Linked DNA regions of Homo sapiens: region 1 is linked to region 2. Evidence: chromatin loops called from intact Hi-C (ENCODE). Cell type or tissue: Caco-2. All regions are shown on one strand. Links, peaks and the distances in the headings refer to the core of each region. The heading gives the core; the rest is flanking DNA.

Region 1 (10,839 bases), core at 1,540-9,539, 260 kb after region 2:
CTGCAGAAATAGCAGTACATGTCTTCATTGAAGAAAGAAGTAGCATTTGAAGTGGTCCTCAAAGGATACATAGGATTTTTGATAGTCCGGGCTGAGATCATGATCTGTCTCTTTGGGTTGAGAATTTGTTATGATTATAGAAGCAGTTTTTGGCGTAAGGTTTTGGCTAGAACCTGGGGTACATGGGGCTTGAATGAGGTGTAGATGGGGTGGAAGAAATTTTTTTTTCCCCAAAATGTAAAAGACTCATTTTTTTTCCCTAGAAATTGAAATCTATTGAAGGCTTTTAACTTTCTTTCCTTGTGGAAAAATTGGAAATTCTCCCCCTTCTCCCAAATTATCCAGATTTCTATGATGGATATTTTAACAAAACTCTCTTAGGTTTTGTGTGTGCCCTCATAATGCCCTTGCTTTATAATTTTGATTCACTTTGTAAACCAAGAAAAAAGTATGTGTATCATTATGTAATCTACAAAATTATTAATGGCTTCATAGAATGCTGTCTTAAGGCTATGATTATTTTTATCCAACCAATTTCCTATCCATAGCAATTATTTCCATTTAAAAAAGAAAGTTGTGCTTTCCTGCTGTAATATTGGTTACAGCTAAATACCATATCTGCCATTCATTCATGTTTATTTACTTAGCATAAATTAATGGAAGAAGAATTATTGAGGAAAATAGTATGCTTTATCTTAAAGTTTGGTATACATCACCAAGTTGTCCTCCAGGAAGGCTGCATGTCTTCCATTCCTACTTCTTACATCTTATTTACCTTTTTTAATTTCATAGGAGAAAACAATATTTCGTTTTTTTTTTTTTTGGTATAGTTTCATTGAAATTGAAGTTTTTATATTTTTCTTTTCTTCTTTGTCCTTTTTTTGGTTTTTTTTGAGATGGAGTCTTGCTCTGTCGCCCAGGCTGGAGTGCAGTGGGACAATCTCGGCTCACTGCAACCTCTGCCTCCTAGGTTCAAGCAATTCTTCTGCCTCAGCCTCCCGAGTAGTGGGGATTACAGGCACCCGCCACCATGCCTGGCTAATTTTGTATTTTTAGTAGAGATGGGGTTTCACCATGTTGGCCAGGCTGGTCTTGAACTCCTGATGTCATGATCTCCCCACCTCGGCCTCCCAAAGTGCTAGGATTACAGGTGTGAGCCACCACGTCTGGCCTATATTTTTATTTTCATTTATTTGTGTAGATATTATTTTCTTTTGTGTACTGCTTTTAAAAAGTTTAGAGTGATGGCATGACATACTTTACCCTGTGTTTTCTGATGAGTAGAATCAGTGCACTGATTACTAGAGAGGGGTGAAGAGACCATAAGGAGGGAGAAATCTTTTTTAGACATATTTTCTACTTTTAATTAAAGGTGTGAGGTTATTTTATTTAGTAGTATTGAATAAGTTTTTTTTTTTTTTTTTCCTCCCACAAAGCTAAGAACTGTCCTTGGGTTTATGCTCTGTTATTGTCTGGGCAACATTTCATGATGTGCCTATGTGTGTTTTTAATTATTGTTTGCTTAAAATGTCCCAAGTTGGAGCTGGTTGGAAAGTCATGAGCTAGTTTGACCCATGCCTTATAAGATTTAAGTAGGCAAATAGAAATTTATTAATATCTGAAATGGTGAAATAACCTACAACATCTACTGACTAGATGTTTTTGTAATGTAGTCACATCTTTCTCTTGATCCCTCCTGTCTTCCAGTTTGTCTTCTTTATTAGCCACCAAACCCAGTTATGTTCTTTTATTCTTTTTTAAGTCTCTTTTCCCCCTTCCCCATCCTCTTTGTCTCACAGGAACAACTTGATACAGAGACAAGTACAACTCAATCAGAAACTATTCAGACAGCGGCTTCTCTGTTGGCCTCTCAGGTACTAAGTGCAAAAAGCAAGGAGAATTTTGTAAATGTCCTTAAGATTAGTGTGGTATATTGAATTAAAGTGAGAGTTCATAGAAGACTATTAAAATTAATCTTTCTGAAAGTAATTACTTGCTAGCCTATAAACGTATTTATTGTAGTTTTAAGGCAGGGCCCTGGATTTGACGGAACCGTTCTCTGGGACTGTTTCGATGTTAACCCATCCCCTTATATTAATATATTATTTGATACTGCAAATCATTTAAATTCTCACTAGTCATTTACACAGGGTTCATATGTAGGTTTTATTTGTAGGTCAAAAGTGAAATTAAAACTAGGAATGAACTAAAAAACATTCTTCGTGGATTTCTTTTGCAAAGGCTAATATATTTTTATTTTAAAAATGTATTTCTGCCTTATTTTTCCACTACTGATTTCAGTTAGTTATTTAATATAGCCCATAGCTCTTCAGAATTATGTTTTCATTTGTCCTAGCAATTCTACTTGTGACAGACCCTCACATACAGAATACAGTAGGCATCTGGAATCTTTTTTCATTGATTTGTGAACCTTCATTTTGTTGAATAATTTTTTTCTTGAATCCTTTCACATGAATGAACCCTAACATCTAGCTCAAATTCTGACACAAAGTAGATATATTCTTTAATAGATGATAAAACTGGTTAATGTCTACAAAGTAACTGAGATAACAACTGCTGCTGTACTGATATGATACTATGTACTATGATGATATTTTGCTGCTCCTGTGCAGCTCCGAGTTATTTTAACGTGATCATTTAAACATGTGCTTTTGCTAGATGTTAACTTTTATTGACTCTAAAGATATATAAATATTATGTTTAGTTTCTGAAATACCTTTTCCATAATCTAATAAAACTTTAGGGGGAGTAACTAACATCAGGAAGTATGCTTAATATTGATACGTGGACAAACTTGTTTATCAGTCTTAAACTGTCCTGTGATTGTGATTGCATGTTTTTTGGTTTGCCACATACTCTCGGGACTTATTTTCATAGTTTTGTCTTACTGAATTTATCCCTATAGTAATTAGTACCCATGGGTATTTGCCTTTTAGATATTTTTATGAGTGAGTAGAATTTTCTTTCTAATGAAAGGATTCATAGAGCCATAGAGAGAAAAATCACCCAGTTATGTAAGAAGAATGATTATGTTGATTTAAAAAAAAATTCATTCCTATCTTTGGTAATGTTAGGGGCGTACTTATTTCTGGGGAGGTGATAATATTGTGGCTATACCTAATAAAGAGTTCTTATTGTTTTGAGATAAATCTGGAAATATTTATAGATGAAATGATAAGATCTCTAGGATTTGCTTCAGAATAACACAAGGTGAATTGAAAGTGGGAGGACAGTGGCTTTGATTTGATAATTGATGAAGCTGGGTAATGAATACATGGGGATGCATTATACAGTGCTCTCTACTTTGTGTATGTTTGGAATTTTCCATAATAAAACTTTTAAAGATCCATCTCTGTATTTTTTTAGTGTTAAAGAACGCTTGTGATTTAATCTAATTAATATGAAAATAATCTACCTAAAATTTAGGATGATTAAATTATTGCTTAGCTGTATATATTTGTTTAATTTACAGTGTCAGAAAATAATAAATTTACTGCTGCTTCTGTATATAAAATGAGCTTTGAGTATTCTCCCACTTGGGGGTGCTCCAATACTAGTTAATATTACAGCTATTAGTGTTGTAATAAGTGAATACAGTTTAGCAGTAACTTAAGCATTATATGATAGGTGATTCTTAGAGGAACAATTTTAAAAACTATTTGAAATTACTTAGGAGTTTTTAAAATATTATTAAAATATACCTATTTGAAAATTCCTTTGTTGAACACATTATTTGTTGAACAAATAATGTGATAGGCATATTTACATTCCATTTTGACAACATTATAGAGTTTTTAAATTTGTAATACTTTTCTTCTTAGAAGGTTTCTTAGGAAGTAAAGCAATGGAAAATACATCTCATTGTTAAATTATGGTGCTTTGAACAATGTTGTGTTCTTTGCTTTCATTCTCAGAAAACATCCAGTACAGACCTTTCTGATATCCCTGCTCTCCCTGCAAATCCTATTCCTGTTATCAAGAATTCAATAAAACTGAGATTGAATCGGTAAAAACAACCTCAGGGGTCCATAAACAATATCTGCCAACTCAACCTGTTGTCTTCAAATGCTAAAAAAGGAGAATGGAGGGTACAAGACTAGACATGACTGAAATGGATTTGGGTTTTTTGGTGACCTCCCTTACTGGGCTAATCAGCACTTGATCGGAAGTCCAGGTTAGTATGTGAAGCCAGGAGTACTATTATTATTGTGTTAGCAACAGTTGCATTAACTATTTCAAAAATTACTGCCTTTAAAAAAAACAACCTCAAGCTATATTTGTATTCATAATTGACATCTGGATTGGGTTTATGTTTGATGCATTGTTTGGAAAATTTGCAATACAAACTGGCATAAGAATTACTTATTCTGATGATGCACTTTTATGTATTTTTCATTAGAAAGTAGAACTAATTTTAGATTTTCAGCTTGATGGATTTTCAGTTTTTCCTGAAGAATTTTCTTTACCATTAGTCTTCAAATTGGATACTGTTGTGCAGTGGTGTACTGTTATACTTCAGAGAAAGGGTAAGAGTACATCTAGTTCAGTTCCTATGAGGTAGCTGTAACCCTTAAAAATGAAACGTCAACTCTAGGGTACATTTGACATTGAAAGAATAGTTAGGAAATAACTTGGTTTTGATAGGGTCATGATTAAGAAATGATATATTGGTTTTATTTATGGAATTGTTTTATAGTGCATACAAATCAGCGATCAGCCAGCAAATATTTTTCTTTGAGCTTGTGAAAGCTCTGTGTTCTTTTGCCTTCAATCTGTTGTCTTCAAAACAAACAAACAAAAAAAGCTTCTTGCGCCTTTCCCTCCCCTGTTTTCTTCCTTTTTCTTTTTGCTTGTATGCACAAGGTAGGACTTACTTCGTAAGAAACAAAATGCCAGTATTTTCTTAAGCCATGATGTGAAACCAATGACCCTGTGACCACATGGCACAGAACACTAAATTTTGGTCCCATGGCTGAAACTTGAGGGTGACTAAAAGTAATGCCTGTGAAACATGATATCTATCTGGGATGGCCATTTGATCTCTAAAAGGAATTTTGTACACTCCACAGAACTCCTATCTATAGTAAAATTGATTTTCAGTTTTAAATGTGGGCAAAAAGGCATTTTCTCCAAGATTTTAAAACTAATTCTTATTTTTAAATGGTTTACCAAAATTTGTCAGTACATTTTACGTGTAGAAGCATTTTAAAAATCATTTCTAGCAAGCACTTGACATCTAGTCAGCTCTCTACTCCTTTATTTTGTTTTATCAAAAGATTAAGAGCTCCTTTCTTTGAATAAAATAATTTCTCATAATTAAGCAGTAGAAGATCTATCTTCACAAAGTATGAGGGATGCCAGATGTTGATAAACTTACTCTTTCTGAATCTGGACAAAGTCGACTTAACAGATTTTTCTGATGAGCATGTTTTATGAATCCTCCATTGTGCTCCATTCTATCACATGTGCATTTTTCATGTTAAACTGCAATTACTTAATCTCTTCCCCTATCCTTCTAAATTAATTTTCTGAAGTTGGAGTGTAGTCTTTTCCCCCTTAGGCTATGCATTAATCGAAGCTTTCTTTTCACCATGACTTTATAATGTCTAGTAAACAATATTTCTACTTCCCACATCTTTGCTTTACACAGTCACCTTGCCCTTCCTTCCACCACCGAAGAAAAAAGATGGTCATACTAACAGGTGAAATGTACAAGGTGTCTGTGTGTTTTGTGTAGCTTCAGAGTTAGATTGAAATTACCAGGCACAGATTTAGTCTTGTCATTTTGTTTACACATTGGGGAAAACAATTCAGTTTATTAAACGTTTCATGTAACTGCACCCAAGTTTTGCCAAGCTGGAAACTTGGACCTTTTCTGTGTAGTGACTTTTTAATTATAGTTTTCATAACCTGGAGATCAGACTGTTGCTTTCGCATGATGTATGTAGTGTCTCATGACTGGAGTTTGCTTTGTTTTATAGTATCTGTACTCCTTGTATTTTTCAAGAGCTATTTTGTAAACAGATGATGTATTTCTCCATTGAAAACACAATAAAAAAAAAACAGCACAATCTCACAGTTGCCTGATTTCTTTTGACTACTACTTTTTTCCAGTAATCATAAGTTTATAGTATGATTCTAAGTGAGGATTTGCAAAAGAATTTGGTTACATTAGAAAAGATTTGTTTCTGGTTAACTTCAGCCATTGGCAGCAGCCTTGTATTTATAGCTCAGATAATAATTAGGTGTTTGTTTTTCATATAATTGATCTTTAGGGAGGAAAACATTAATATAGTTACTATTAATTCAATTTTAGCTCTTCCGTCCTCTAAAGTGTTCTGTGTCTGTAGACACCATACGTTATCTGTATATTTATTCTATGCCTGTGGACAGTGTACTGTCCTTTTCAAAGCATTTAGCACTTTAATGTCAGCAGGTGGCACTGTTGTTTTTCAGTGAATTTAGAATTACAGACCACAACCAACAGGATTCTATGTTTCTTATTTTACTAAATGCAAATCAGATATTGCTTTTCTTAACCCCCCAGATGCTCAGCATTGATACTTAACTCATGGTGCAGGAGCGAGCTGCTCTGTGTATTTTGTGATGGTCAGCTCTTGGGTATGGTTATCTTGTGTTTTGGGTGGAGGGATGGACTCTTTGTGTCAAAGCCATTATTCTGAGGGACATGCAGTTGTTCATATATCATTTCTAAAATTCTAATGTAACCTTCCCTATATATGAAAATGGGAATGTGGCTGCATTGTGGGATAACTTTTTAGTAAAAGCAAAATTTAACTTCTGAGACTGTTCAGTAAAAGGGAAAATATTGTAGGAATTACCCTTATCTCCCTTGTTAACACTAAAAGAATTGAACTGGCTGTACTTCCTCTACTTTGATAGTCATCTAGATGCAGTTTGTATATCACAGTTTCTGAGTTTTATCATCCACGTGGCCTCTTGGCATTTTCATGCATCTTGCTGAATTAGTAAAATTATAATGGAAAGTTGTGTTTTGTGGCTGTGGGTATATTCTAGAATAAAGTTTTTATTTTTCTAATTAACAGGTTTTTTTCCCACCACACAGAAAAATGTTTTAGAGCTCTGCATAGTATTAATTCTGGCTGCATTCAAGGTGGCAATAAATGATCAGCAGCTCCAAGTCGTAATGGATATATGAACAGATAAATCATTAATGTATACAAACTTGTAGATTGAGTCCCAGAAATACTGTTAGTGCACTTAAATTATAAAACTGTTTACCTGAAGCAGCACTGAGCAATCCTTTGGATATACTTTTACCTGTTTTTATTCTAATAAAAATGACTAGTACAAGGAAAATTAGTTGGTTTTTAGCCTGAATTGTATGTTTTGATTTGATTTTTATTTCTCCACATTATTTTGCTTGTTAGCTTTTCTTCAAACCAGTATCACAAATGGATGCTGTCTTCACTCAGACCTGACTTTGGTAAATGAAATATTATGTTCTGTAATAAATATGACCTTCAGTCATATAGAAACCAGTGGTCTGTTTAATATCTATTTCTCATAGAATCAATTCATTCTTCTTTTTTCTTATCAATTTAAAAATTCTTGTTAAATTTTACATAGCTTTTATTAGCACCAAATAAGGAAGATGGCCTCAATGTTTTTGAGCCATGTGTTTCAGAAGTGATTGTACTTCATTCTAGATGTGATTTTATATACTTGGGAAATCATTTCAACTTCTTTTCTTCTTTGGAGACATGCTTTTGTCTCAATATTCTGGGAACATCATTACAGCTGATCAAACCACACAAGTATTCTGTTGAAAGGGATGGAATTTTAAGTACATTTTTTTCTTTCTTCATCCCTTCCCAATTCACAGGCCTTTCCTTAAAAGGGTAGAATTAAGACTAGGCTTAAGTTCACATTTCAGAAACTTTACATTTGTGTGAAAGGTTGTGATTTTAGTTATTGTGCTTTTTTCTGCAATTATCTTTTAATGTTTTTTCTATTTTAATCCAGCTAAGAGTCACACCTACAAAGGGCACAGTTTTTGTTGAGTTTTTAGAGTTTATCTGCTGTTTAAAATGTTAACTTTCAAAGTATTCATACTTTAATATAAATAAGAGTGCAGTCACTTTTTCCTCTGGTCTGGGTATCTTTAAATTCCACCAGTAAGGTGGGAAATGTGTCTATTCAAGTAAAGAACCAGAAGAGTGAGCGAGAGAGACAGAGAGTGAGAGCGTGTGTGTGTGTATCAAAGGATTATATTTTTTGCTTTGATACTTCTAAGGTACAGAATAATGCTTTGTGCCACTAGGTTAGAGTTCTTGTTTGTTATATGTTGTTTTAATTTTTTAATGGTGAGAATGGATTTATGCTCAGCCCTCCACACTCCCTCTTACTGGGTTGCAGAATTGACTAGGGAAAGCCCAAGGGTGTGCTGGTTTTGTTTTTCATTTTGGAATAAATAGAGTCTGGACGCTAGAGAGCTGATTCACCCTGGACTTGAACTCGGCACTGCCCACTTGGTCTAAGCAGCACCGTTCCCTTTTCACCTGAGCACAGGTGTCAGAGCATTAAGACATACTATAGCAAAATGCAAAATTTTGCAACAGTATAAATTCAGTTATGTATTATCAGTCTTAAAATTGTAGAGTCTTCCTCAGTAGTCATTGAATAATACTCTTTTTGTCAGTTTGTTTCTCAAACAAGTCAACGGGTTTGTTATGGTAGGTTTTAGTCTTGGGCTGGTTTTAATGTTACTAGTAGTTAAATGATAAAGTCTCACCTCTTTTAATTACCACACATCACAATATTTGAAACGGTGTAGATGGTATCCTCATTTTTCACATAACCTGGATGGTTTTTATTAGTGATATGATTATGACCTGATTTTTAAAAAATTATCTTTAAGTCTCTTAAAGTCTCTTAAAAATACTTCACAAGCTTTTTAGAAGTATTTCCTTTAATTAATTTGTAGGATGTTATTTTTTGATCCAACAGATTTCATGCTGAAAATATATATTTTGAATAATTCAAACATTTCAGTTTTATGGTTTTTTTTTTTTTCCAGCTCATTGGAGACATTTATCTCAGTCTTGTGTGTTTTCTAATAATGTCATGTAGTCCTAAAATAGTTAAAACTTTTTTTTTTTGGTATAATACTGTTTTTGCCCAAAGACTTCTGGAAGTGCAAAATAACAAAGTTATTTCTGGGGAGTAAGGTGATCTCTGTCTCACTACCGTGCCCCTCTCAATCCCCATACATACACACATATGTGAGTTTTGGGGTTCTTTTCAGTTTTAGGCATCAGAAATTGTGTGTGTGTGTGTGTGTGTGTGTGTGTGTGTGTAAAAACGTAAAATGTCCCAACTTTGTGCTCTTCCTTGTGGATGCTGTCTCTCTCTTGGCATAGCACCCTCCTTAGAAACTTTCACACTGTGTGATGCCTGGTGCTATGTGATTTCCAGAAATCTGGCATGAGAATTGGTCCTTGTTTGCGTTTTCTGACTGCAGTGGAGCTGTTAATAAAGAGATTGATGATAAAGTTGTCGAAAAGAGACAGTTGGGCAGAACTGCTCCCCATGAGTGACAGAGGGCATGATCTGCCTTCACAGCCAAGAAAGTTGCCCCCAGCTGAGAACCGACCATGCCTGGACACTGTGCCAAGACTGTTAGGGGAACTTTACTGCACTATTAGGCTACTACCTCTCTCTCTGTCGCTTTGGCTTACTTCACATTACCATTTTTTTCCTTAAGTTCTTGAGATGCTCAGGACAAATCTCTGCATATACAACACACACTTTCCAACTGTAAAATAATTATTTTTGAAAATTATTTAAAGCACTCAGTTCATCCTAATTTGGCTTTTATAGTAAAATAGTACAAGTTTTAAAAGTATTACTACAGTTTTCATACAAAGCCTGCCTCAAGAATAAGCATTGGCTTCAATAAGCATTGGTTATGGGATATTAGACATTTTAGCCATACTTATTGTAACTGTATTTTTCATCTATCACTGTTTGTAAACTTAGGCTACTGGCATCCAATTTAGCTGTTCATGTTTTGTGTGGTCTCCTTGATAACCTGTAAGATTTTTTTGGCTCTCTTTAATGCGACTTTAAAGGTACAAATTTTTCCTGTAATTTTTAAGCTGTGTTAGGTTACATGTTTTTCACTTAGGTTTTCTTAAATATGAGACTATTTTAGTAGACTTCTCTTTTGAGGAAACTGATACCATTGTGGCCTTTGTCATGTTGAATGACCCAAACGTGAACACTTTGGTTTCTTAACAATGAAAATTCTCGTAAAGCTAGTTTTCCAAGCATGGTCTTTGTCATCTGCCTAAATTGTTGAATAACTTTTTTTTTTCCTTGAAAATAACCAGTCTTCTTTAAAAATTTACATTTAAAATGTTTAAATTTTAAAGTCTCAAAGTAGAAGGCACCTAATGAGCCTTCTCGTTCATTTTGTCTGTGACGGCCTCTGCTCAACCATTTCCATTGAGAGAGGAGTCTGTATTTCATGTTGCCATCTCTAGGCAGCAGTTGAAGTTTTAGCTTGGCTCAAGGCGATTTTCTTAATCCCCATAGTCTCCTTAGAAGCCAGTTATGACCCATCTCTACTTCATTTAACAGGGGACCTCAAAACATTACTCAGGAGTCACTAGCTGGTTTTCTTATCCAAAGTCAGATGTAGGGATGTGTTTTATAGCTAGAGTATGTTAGCACATCACTCATTCCCTGTTATTTGAGTAGTGGTAGTCTAACACCACTCATTCTCTAGGAACCACACACCTGAAGAGGGGAATAAGGTTAAGCTCGTGTCCT
Region 2 (10,839 bases), core at 1,508-9,507:
AAAATGAGAAAAGATATCTAGTAATTTTCCCTACTTTAACTCTCCTGAAGTTAGATATAATAAAAACACGTTTCCAAAACTAACATAACACAACGATGAGGTTAACTCTTACCATGTTGGAGTGAGCTTTTCGAGGCATTTCTTTACTGCAATACAGGTATAAAAATTTATTCATTTGTGATGTTGCCAAACGATCTCGAATCTCAAGATCCTGAACAATGAACACCTGCCGGGAGACTGGGTGTTCTGAGAGGCTGGAATCACAATCAGGTTTGCATGGCGGGTAGACTTCATGCTGAAACTTCACCTTAACGGGTAAGGAGGAAGAACGCGGAACAGTTCTTTACATTCCTTTTATTAAATTGTATTTTCTCTTTAAAATGCAAAATATCACTCATTTTTCCTCTGAATTCTACCTCAGCTTACAATTCCACCTTCAAAAAACTCAACAACATGACATTCCTTCACTTGTTCACTCATTTATTAATCTACAGTGCTCCCTGCTTGTCCAAGGTTTTGCTTTCCACAGTTTCAGTTACCCATGGTCAACTGAGGTCCAAAAATATTTCAGTATTTTGAAACCAAGAGAAATACCTTCCATATAACTTTTATTTTAGTATAGTGTTATAATTATTCTATTTTATTATTCATTATTGTTAATCTCTTACTATGCCTAACTTAGAAATTAAACTTTATCATAGGTATGTATGTATAGGAAAAACACAGTATACATAAAGTTCAGTACTATTTGCAGTTTCAGGCATCCACTGAGGCTATTACCATGTATGTCTGTGGATAAGGGGGACTATGTGGACCCTACCATACACAGAGAAGCTTGACTAATATTTCTATTTGACCTTGGTAAAATCCCTTATTTCCAAGGAAAATTCTCAATAGGAATAAGACATAAAATTATTATCTTGCATACCTATGAAATTGCTTTAAAATGAATCAGCAGAGGCAGGGTTCAAGTTCCAAAAGGAGGCACAGATATGATTAAATACAGGGAATTGTCATCACTACAATATTGCCATGCTAACTATCCTAAAATATGACACTTGGTACAATCTCAGACAAGCTGGTAGAATTAAATGCGTGTGATGCCATCAGTAGTCTGGCCCTACTGGTCTCTAGTCTCACAAAGGACCTGCCAGATGCACTGTCCAAACACAGGCTTTCCCAGACAGATGCTCTAGGGCAGCATCTCCTCAGTCTGACCCTACCTCAGACTTCCTGAATCAGAAACTCTGGGGTGGAGCCCAGAAACCTGTGTTTTAATAAGCCCTCCAGGGGATTCTGGGCTTGCTCAACTGTGAGAACCACCGCTCTAGCGGTAGCCCAGACAAACAAAAATAAAAGAAAAACACCTCAGTCTTCTTAGAACATTTGAGAATGAAAAAGAGGTAAGAGTTTTATACAAGATCCTTGCACTTTTCCAATCCAAAGGGTTGGGACTTAAGGCTCAAGACTACGTGGTGGGGGATAACAAAAGAACCCCCCGCCAATATCCTACTTAAGTGGATTTTTCCTTCAAATGCCATCTTACCTTGCTTAGCTGTATTTCCATTAAAAAGTCATGGTTCCTTCCTTTTCCCCCACATACTGTATTACGTCCATGTCTCGTGGGTGTGTGAGAAGGCGAACTGTGGGGACTACTAAAAATGAGCAAAAAAAAAAAAAACCCTTTTGTTAAAGGAATATTCAAAGAAAGTCAATGAATGACATTAAGGAAAATGATAAGATGAAAGACAAAGTAAGAGTACAGAGCTATCAGAACGCTGCCACAAATTACTAGAAACCAAAACCGTATCTTCTTTACTCTGTAGACACTGAAACACGCGTTTCATTATTGCCATTAGAGTAATCACCTGCTTGCTAAATACTCAAAACTACAGGAAAAGCTAATTATGATGCTGGGATCCGTATCACAGGATACACTTAGAAATGAGACCTCCTTATAAGCTTCTTGTTACTTTGGAAACCCTTTATAGTCAGAACACAAGTCCTAGGAATCCCAACTAATACACAAAATAATTATAGTAAAGTTGGACGTGTTTTAAAGTCGCTTTTAAGTAGAAAAAGCTGCTGAACTATAGTGTCAAATGTTACTGCTCCACGCAGCCTCCATGCCATGCCCCACCTCAATAAGGAAGTCTGCCCCCTACAGGGATTCTGTCCACCTGATTCTCCCAGCGACCGGCACACTGCACTCGTCTCACAGGCGCTCAATGACCACAGGCTCTCTGCTCAGTGCCCTGCTGAATGCTGGGGACAGGGCATGCCCGACCCCACCTCCTGACACACTTCCTGCGTTTCACTGCCCTCTGTCACTCACATGACTCACAGGACCTACTCATTTTTGTGAAATAGGTACATGGTAGATACCTGAAAATTTCTGCTGAATGAAAATGATGAGAGTCAACATTTTAGTAAAAATACAAATAATACAAATAAGTTCACAATTGGAAAACTGTGAGAGTAACATTTAAATTACAGTTTTTAATACTACTTTATTAATAATTCTTAAAATGATAAATCCTATTTTTCTTTTTTCTCTCTAAAGGGGAAATGGAAAATTCTATTTTTCTAAGAAAAGAATATATTGGCCTCCCAAATAAACTTATATAGAAATTAACTTACATATAACTTTTAGCCGGAGAAGTGGGAGGGACTATTCCAAAATCCTTTCCTCCATAAAGATGCCAGACAAGAGAGACCTCCTTCACCACATAGCGAATCACAGGAATGGGAAAGTGTAAGGGGGCTTTGCTCGTATCGGTCTTATTAACGGGCAGACTGAAATAATTGTCTCTTATCACAATTGCATCATCAACCATGATTTTTATAACTGGTTCTTCTTCCTTCTCCTAAAATAAACAAACAGGTAACACATACTCTCTTTTCTAATTAGAAACAACTGATTATGCTGCACATCTCAAGGGGCATTCTTGCTTCTACATTCTTTTTAATAATTCCAGTATATAAAATAAGGTGATGGTTACCGACATTAGTCACCACAAAGATATTCTGCTTTATTAACCATAAAATAAACTCTCTTTGTTCTACGTAAACCACTCCATAAGGATTTTTTATGGTTTACAATTCGGCTTTCACTACTTGTTTGATAATAAAAAAGCACAAATTTAGTGTGTGGGTATTTTTTTTTGTTTAAAGTCAATACTGCAAACCAAAAGTTAACAAATTTCAACATATGGATGATATTACCATGTTTTTAATAATAGGTTTATCCTGAGTTTGATTGTTTGGATTTTTAAAAATTTAACCAGAAGGTTCTCAGAACTTTGTAAACAAATACGGTCACCTACTGGACAATTCCTGGAAAGTTTCCAAATACACATACACACACACACTTATATCTATACATACACACAAACACACCCCAACCATCAGCCTTCACACAAACCACATCTTATCTTTCCCGATTCTTGGACTAGCAATTCTGTCCAGCAGATCCTTCTGCCATTTAATTTCACGATCCTTGAATAGTCATCTTACTATATAAAAAATCTGGAGTTCAATAATCTATGTTGGAAATTTTGCAAATAGCATTCTTCTCTGAGTCTTTAGATGTGTCACAGAAATAGTACAGTAACCATTCACCAACTGTCAATAGTATATTAAAAAAAAAAAAGTAACTCTGAACTATAAAGAATTTACAAAATCAACAGAATTTTCTCCAGGTACCCTTTGGTCAATTCATTTGTAACACCATTCAAGGCTTCAATAATGTTATTAATTTATTACCTGCATGGCTGCTTTTGGTGCAAAAAGAATGCAAAAGTCATCATTCTCAGTGGGCACACCTGTCATTGCATCACTGATGAAATGGTGAGAGAATGAGGCATAGGTGGGGCCGGACTCCTGGGATACATTCCCACTCTCGTCAGGAAACAGGAAGAGGTCTGAACAACATGGCTCCTGAATTTGAGATTTTTCATCCAAAACACCTAGATAAAAAGATTACAACATTTTGGCACACTTTGAAATATCAACAACAACAAGCATTTTAACCATGTGTCAGATATATGTTGTGTGCTTTTACCTGCAATATCTCATTTATTTCCTAAAATAAGTCTATGAATCTGAGGCTTAAAGAGAGCTAAGTAACATGCACCAAAACACCTCAGCAAGAGTCAGAAATACATCAAAAACCACTAATAGGCCAGGCATGGTGGCTCATGCCTGTAATCCCAGCACTTTAGAAGGCCGAGATGGGTGGATCACCTGAGGTCAGGAGTTACAGACCAGCCTGGCCAACATGATGAAACCCTGTCTCTACTAAAAATACAAAAATCAGCTGGGCATGGTGGCACACACCTGAGTCCCAGCTACCTGGGAGGCCGAGGTAGGAGAATTGTTTGAAGCCGGGAGGTGGAGGTTGCAGTGAGCTGACATCACACCACTGCACTCCAGCCTGCGTGACAGACCAAGAACCTGTCAAAAAAACAAACAAACAAACAAAAAACAACAACTAATAAAAAGACAAATGATAAATTCGAAATGGCAATGTCACAAAGACAGTTTCCTCCCAGTTAGTTGGCGTTGGGGAAGCTCAGCAGTTGCTGGTTAGTGTTGAGTGGAGTTTTGCTTTACCCAGAATTTCACCTTTGACAATTCTGTCCTATAGGCGGAGCTCTGGAAGAAACTTCTTGGACAATATTACAATGTGAGGGGAAACTGGTTACATTTAGCAGAGCCTAAATGTAGGGGGAGGGAAGGGGAAGGGGAGGGAAGAATAGCTGTTGAGCAAGCATTAGGTGGCAGAGGAGGCAGTGATTCAAGTATGAAAAGAAGACCTCTTCCTGGGGCCTGGGATACCCAAACTGGATACCTAATCTTAGGTAGCTATCGCAAAAGATTACATGTGCACCAAAATCTGCATGTCAACATATATTTTAATATGTTTACATTACATATTAAGAGTCACTCATTCTTTTCCCATTCATTCATTAAAACCAAACACTGTGATGAGGCTGAGAACACTAAGCTGAATCAAGAGACATACTGGCTTTAAGAGACTCACAGATTAGATTTTAGATTCTTCTACAGCAGTACCTCAGAATTACTCATCCTTACAGGTACCCAGGGCCTAGTACAGAATCTTGTATATTGAAGCCACCCAGTAAATAATCACTAAATATTCTTTCCCATGTAATTAAGGTAGCTGCATATATACATATACACACACACACATATATAAATATATATAAATACATAAATATATATATACATATATATATAAATACATAAATATATATATACATATATATATATATATATATACACACATATATATATATATATATATATATATTTTTTTTTTTTTTTTTTTTGAGACAGAATCTCGCTCTATTACCCGGGCTGGAGTGCAGTGGCACAATCTTGGCTCACTGCAACCTCCGTCTCCTGGGCTCAGGTGATCCTCCCACCCCACCTAAGCCTCCCAAGTATCTGGGACTATAGGCGCCTGCCAACACATCCCACATCTAGCTTTTTTTTTTTTTTTTTTTAATTGGAGAGATGGGGTTTCACCATGTTGCCGAGGCTGGTCTCAAACTCCTGAGTTCAAGTGATCCACCTGCCTCAGCTTCCCAAAGTGCTAGATTACAGGCATGAGCCACTGTGCCCAGCCTAGCTGCTAACATTTATTACAAATAATGTAGTACATAGAACACTAAAAGCCCCAGTTTGCTTCCTTAGTTCTAATTTATCCTAAATTAGCAAGACAGCAACAGTTAACACTAGACTTTTACAACTCCATGAAATAATTTTTAATTAAGATTTCCCAATATATAGATATAGCTATGACCATTCAATTAGAAGAAAATACTGTTGAAATAGAGGCTTTAAAATGTTTACCTGCTTCCCTTTGGCTTTCAAGGATCTTGAATCACCTGGGTCCCTCTTTGCTTACCCAACTTTATTATCTAATTCTTTTCAATAAGAGAACTTTTGTTTCAGTAAGAACCCGAATGTCATGGCTAAATAACTGAGGCTCATGCATGCCTTTGTCTGTGCTCTGTTGATGTTAATGACCTTGCCAAGATTACCTTCTCCTCCCTCTTTACATACCTAAATCCCAACCACTTTTAAAAAGCCAAGCCATCTTACTTTACTAAAGTCTAATAAAATTATCCCAATCCTTTCCAAACAGTAGAGGATATACCACAGTTGAAGTATTTTCTTACATCATTTATCAATCAGTCTAAGTACTGGCACCAGTTTTGTGCCCATTTGTTTTACTAGGCTACAAGCTACCAGAAAACATAAGCACTGTCTTCTACTCACTCTGCATTCCCGACACCAGCCTGGCCAGAGTTACCTATTTACTAGACACTGAGTAGACACAAGCTGAATGATTAACAGATATCCATAAAAACTCATATGCGTCTTTAATAAGTGACTTATTAAATTTACGAGAACACAAATAAAGTAAGCCCCAACATTAACATCAGTGCTCCCTGAGAAGAGTCCTGGTCTTACCATTAGCCTGTGGTTTTACTGACGAGGTGCCTTGTTGCATGTCGATCTCCTCCATAGCATCACTCATCAGATCTCGTAACATTTGTTGATCTGCTTCAGGAAGTACTGGACCACGTGAGGATGATCGACCACTGGAATCTACCTATAGCCAAAAAACCTAATTAAAAATAACTGAAAATGCTCTTAAAAACCAAACTACTTACATTTATTTTATCCCAAAAATACATTACATTGTACAAAAACATCAGAAATAGAAACCTACTCATTTTTCTATGCCCAGCAGCTGTTATATTTCAAGTTTTTAGTATTATCACCCTAACAAATACTGGCAAAGAGCAATAAATGTGTCACCACCTCAAAGCAAGCACAGTGAACTGGGATCTTGAAGAGGCAATGCATTTGAAAACAGGGAAGTTGAACAAACTGCAATAAAGCTGGGAAAGAAGGGATAACTAAATAAGTTTGATCTCCTCAACTCTGATGGTTGCAATGACTTTCATCCCTTTGACATAAAGCCCCTGTAGGACGAGGCCTCATTTCTTGGACACCTAACAACAGTAGGGGGCACACACAGCAGGGGAAATATACTAAACGGTGATTCAGAGCTCAGTTCCAGCACCAAATACTTAACCAAATACTTCACCAATGGTTGGTGAACTGTAGATTCATTAAACCCAGATCGTGCTTTTTATATGTGAGCATGACTCTAAAATAGCAAGTTCCAAGCTGAAAGGGATAATTTAAAATAAGAAGAATGTTTTTTAAAAGGGAATAAATAGTAGGCGGGGTGTCATAAATCACCTTATCGTGAGAATACAGCAGGAACAAGGAGTCACAAACAGAAATTAACACAAATAAAGTGTAAAATAATCCTGAACAAAAGACAACAAACACGATGCCAGTCAGGCCTTTACTAGAGTACATAACAGAGGCTCTAGAACCTAAGGGGACTGAGATTTCTGTTCATAAGAGAGACCACAAAGAATAACAATGAAAAAGAAAAAATGCTAAACAAACTGGACATTCTTCAATTTGGACATAAGAGAAGTTAGAAAGGTGACACTTGGGGCAGAAAAGTGCATTGAACTGGACACCAAAATATCTGGGTTTGTTGCTGTTTCTGCTACTCTTTAGAGCAATCATCTAAATTCTCTGGGTCTTATTAATTTTTAACCTCTCTATCTCACCAGGTCATCATGAAAGGAAAAGGAAGTCATATATGACAAAGTACACTGAAAACTGGATTGTCTTAGAGATAAAAAAATAGGGAAAATATGATGATATAAGTAAGTCTTCTGGTAACAATACTAACACCTGCCATCTATCTTTTCATAGCATTTTTACATACAACTTGCATAGAACAAGCTTTTGCATGATAAATGTTTTCTTTCTTCCCTTAGGACAGATGAAAATAACAAGTCTAGAAAAAAAAAAGTATGATGTTTGCTAGGAAGATTAATGGAAACAAAGAATATCAAAACAGCAGAATGGTTTTCCAAAAAGGCCCATGAAACCACCGTTTCAGACCCCATTATTCTGAAGGTAAAGAACAGATGAATGACTTTCAAAGTTTCTTTTCTACCTTATGACTGTCATGAAGACCTCAATAATGTAAACATGTCACGACATGGCAGGGACTGGAGGAATCACATTGCTGACTGTACCTTAGACCTTCTTTGAAAGGCTCCAGGCTTCATATCTGCCTTGTTAGGTGTCTGCAAGTCACCATAGCTTGCAATGTACTGAATGAGATTCATTAACGCAGCACAAGAGTCTGAGCACGTTCTGATATGGACAACATCGCTGGAACAGTGTAACTCAAAGCGGGGCTCAGTCTGGACAAGACACAGAAAAAGGGATGAAAATGTTTTCCAAATGAGACAAAAGTTTCTTTTTTTGCATAGATTTACATTAAATAAGATTCATGATAATCTGTCTCGCTACATAAAAAAAGTATTTAAATAAATCCATTTTTAATATACTTACTCTATTTCTGACCAAAATTAGGTACACGGAAAAATGTTAAACTCAATTTTTTTAATCTCTTAAAAAATAGAACTTAAAATTTTCATTTATTTTAATAACTCACTTGCTCTCCATCAGAATCAGACTTCACTGCAGTTATGGTTAACTCCAAAAGCCCCATATCCATCACACGAACATAATCTAAAATTTTTAAAATTAAGAAAATCTCTTCAGTACAGCTTTCAAAAATGTGTATCCAACCAACACCCAATACAACTAGCATTCCTTTAAAATTCATTGCAGAGAGCACTACAAATAATTATAATGCAATGAAAATAGTTTCATCCCATAGAAGTCCTAAAATTCACTTTATTTTTTGTTAGAAACAAAAATTATCTTAAATAAAAATTTGTAGTATATATAGTAATTTGATGTACTTAACTAGCATTATAAGAACATTACAATTTCAAACTGAAAAACCAGTATCTGAAAAATGAAGCTGTGAATATATACCACATGATCACTATATACTTAAAGACCCTTTAATCTTTAAGGATCTTTAATAAGATTCTTAGTTCACTAGCATTATCCCAGAGTTAAAATGCTTTAAAATTATTTACGCACAAAAATAAAGCAGAATTTATCTACTCCATTTGTTTTTTAACTCTTACCTCTACTCAGATTTATAGTGACAGTATTGCATTTGTCAGATAGATGTAAAGCAGCTTCATCCAAGATTATTCTGAGGCAAGAAAGATAAAACCAACATCTGAAAAACTAAGCTTTGAGTATCATACCCCATAATCACTATATGCTTAATTGCATCATTCTTTCTGGTATGAACATTGTTGAAATCATAAGCAGTTTCTAACTTATAACTGTCATCTAACATTTTTTAAAAACTGTTTATGAATGCTAGGAATATTTAAATGGTGTAAAGAATTAGATTAAATCATCTACTCAAATTAATTCTAAATTTTTGGCAGTTTTTAAAGAGATGCCCAAATTCACAAGGTTTAAACTATAGTATAAAGATAGAGTGGGCCAGATGTAGTGGCTCACACCTGTAATCCCAGCCGTTTGGGAGGACAAGGCAGGAGGACCACCTGAGGCCAGGAGTTCTCAACTAGCCTGGGCAACACAGCAAGACCCCTTCTCTACAAAAACAAAACTTTTTTTTTAATCAGCCAGGGATAGAGGCACACGTCTATAGTCCTAGCTACTCAGTAGGGTGAGGGCAAAAGATCACTTGGGCTCAGGAGTTGAAAGCTGTAATAAGCTGTGATCATGCCACTGCATTCCAGCCTGGGCCACACAGAGCAAGACCCTGTCTCTAAAAAATAAAAAAATTAAATAAAAAGTATAAAGTGTATCAGGTAGCATGGGAAGTTTACCATATGTTTTAAAATGCAAACTTTTTAAAGAATCTCCAGAATTAATTTCTTCCCTAAAAATGAAATGCAATAATAAATGGGTAGATGAAACATGTCACCTGAGAAAAATTGGGTAATTTGGGTAAAAGGTTATAACTATTAGTAAAAGAACGTTTAACAAAAAATTGAGACTTTAATAAAATGGTTTAGGTAAATATCAATTGGTATGTTTCGAACAGCTTTGTTTAGTATACAATGAAGTTTACACAGGTACCTGAGAGTAGAGGAAGATTTATCCAATGCAACGCTACTGGAAACACTGAATGTTTCCACGGTAAGAAGAGATCGGATTGGCAAATAAAGGGGTCTAATGCCAAAGAGAAACAAAAGAACATCAGTTTGATACGGCTCCAGAAACTCTATTAAAAACAACAACAACAACAACAATTTGAACCTTAACTCTACTGAATTATGTATTTTTTTCAAAATTTAGTAGCATTTTAAATAAAACTTTATTTTGTTCCATTTGTGAACTTACCTATAATCAAGTGCACAGCTCCAAAGATGAACATGAAAAGTTGTAAATGAAGTTGGAGGATTATATCCCAAAACAGGTTCATCAGCAATATTCAAGAAGTATAAAATCTATAATCACAAAAAATTAAAACGCCCTGCTTTAGAAGAAAAAAAAGGTTTCATATAATATCCTTAATACCAATGTAAACCAGAATATCTCACAGAAAAAATCATTTAATTGGAAAATCATAACGGTAAAAGGAAAAAAATCATCATTTTGAAGGAATTAGTTTCAAAAAGTACTTGCATCAGAAAAGAAGGTAATGGATACTGATGGATGTGTTCGTTTGACTACAATAGGCATTTTACTATGCATATCAAGACATGTTATTCACCTTATATATAATAAAAATAAATTTTTTAAAAGTATTTGCAAAATTAGAATTTGAAATGCAGAAGCCTATCCAACAACTCCAATGCT

What was found. Peaks named below come from ENCODE experiments on the same cell type or tissue, not always from the same donor. Only the 100,000 strongest peaks of a DNase experiment are listed, where the experiment ranks them.
Region 1: it touches region 2 in a loop (2.8-fold over the local background); 5 of 110 quality-filtered maps call a loop at or near these places.

The regions. Positions count from the first base shown.
Region 1 is chr14:96,561,020-96,571,858 of GRCh38, forward strand. It overlaps PAPOLA (poly(A) polymerase alpha), which reads left to right. Exons shown (of 22, transcript NM_032632.5): 21 at 1,800-1,874; 22 at 3,936-6,097. The coding sequence ends at 4,031. Among named protein-coding and RNA genes, the nearest start is that of PAPOLA, 64 kb to the left of the region's middle. In Caco-2, for the core only: CTCF peaks have their summits at 6,521 and 6,736; no DNase peak of the experiment used is centred there.
Region 2 is chr14:96,302,949-96,313,787 of GRCh38, forward strand. ATG2B (autophagy related 2B) reads right to left here. Exons shown (of 42, transcript NM_018036.7): 24 at 10,381-10,487; 25 at 10,117-10,209; 26 at 9,141-9,211; 27 at 8,594-8,670; 28 at 8,169-8,339; 29 at 6,505-6,646; 30 at 3,766-3,968; 31 at 2,641-2,867; 32 at 1,547-1,655; 33 at 113-307. Among named protein-coding and RNA genes, the nearest start is that of BDKRB1-AS1, 40 kb to the left of the region's middle. In Caco-2, for the core only: no CTCF peak of the experiment used is centred there; a DNase peak (open chromatin) is centred at 6,333; H3K4me3 peaks cover 670 bases.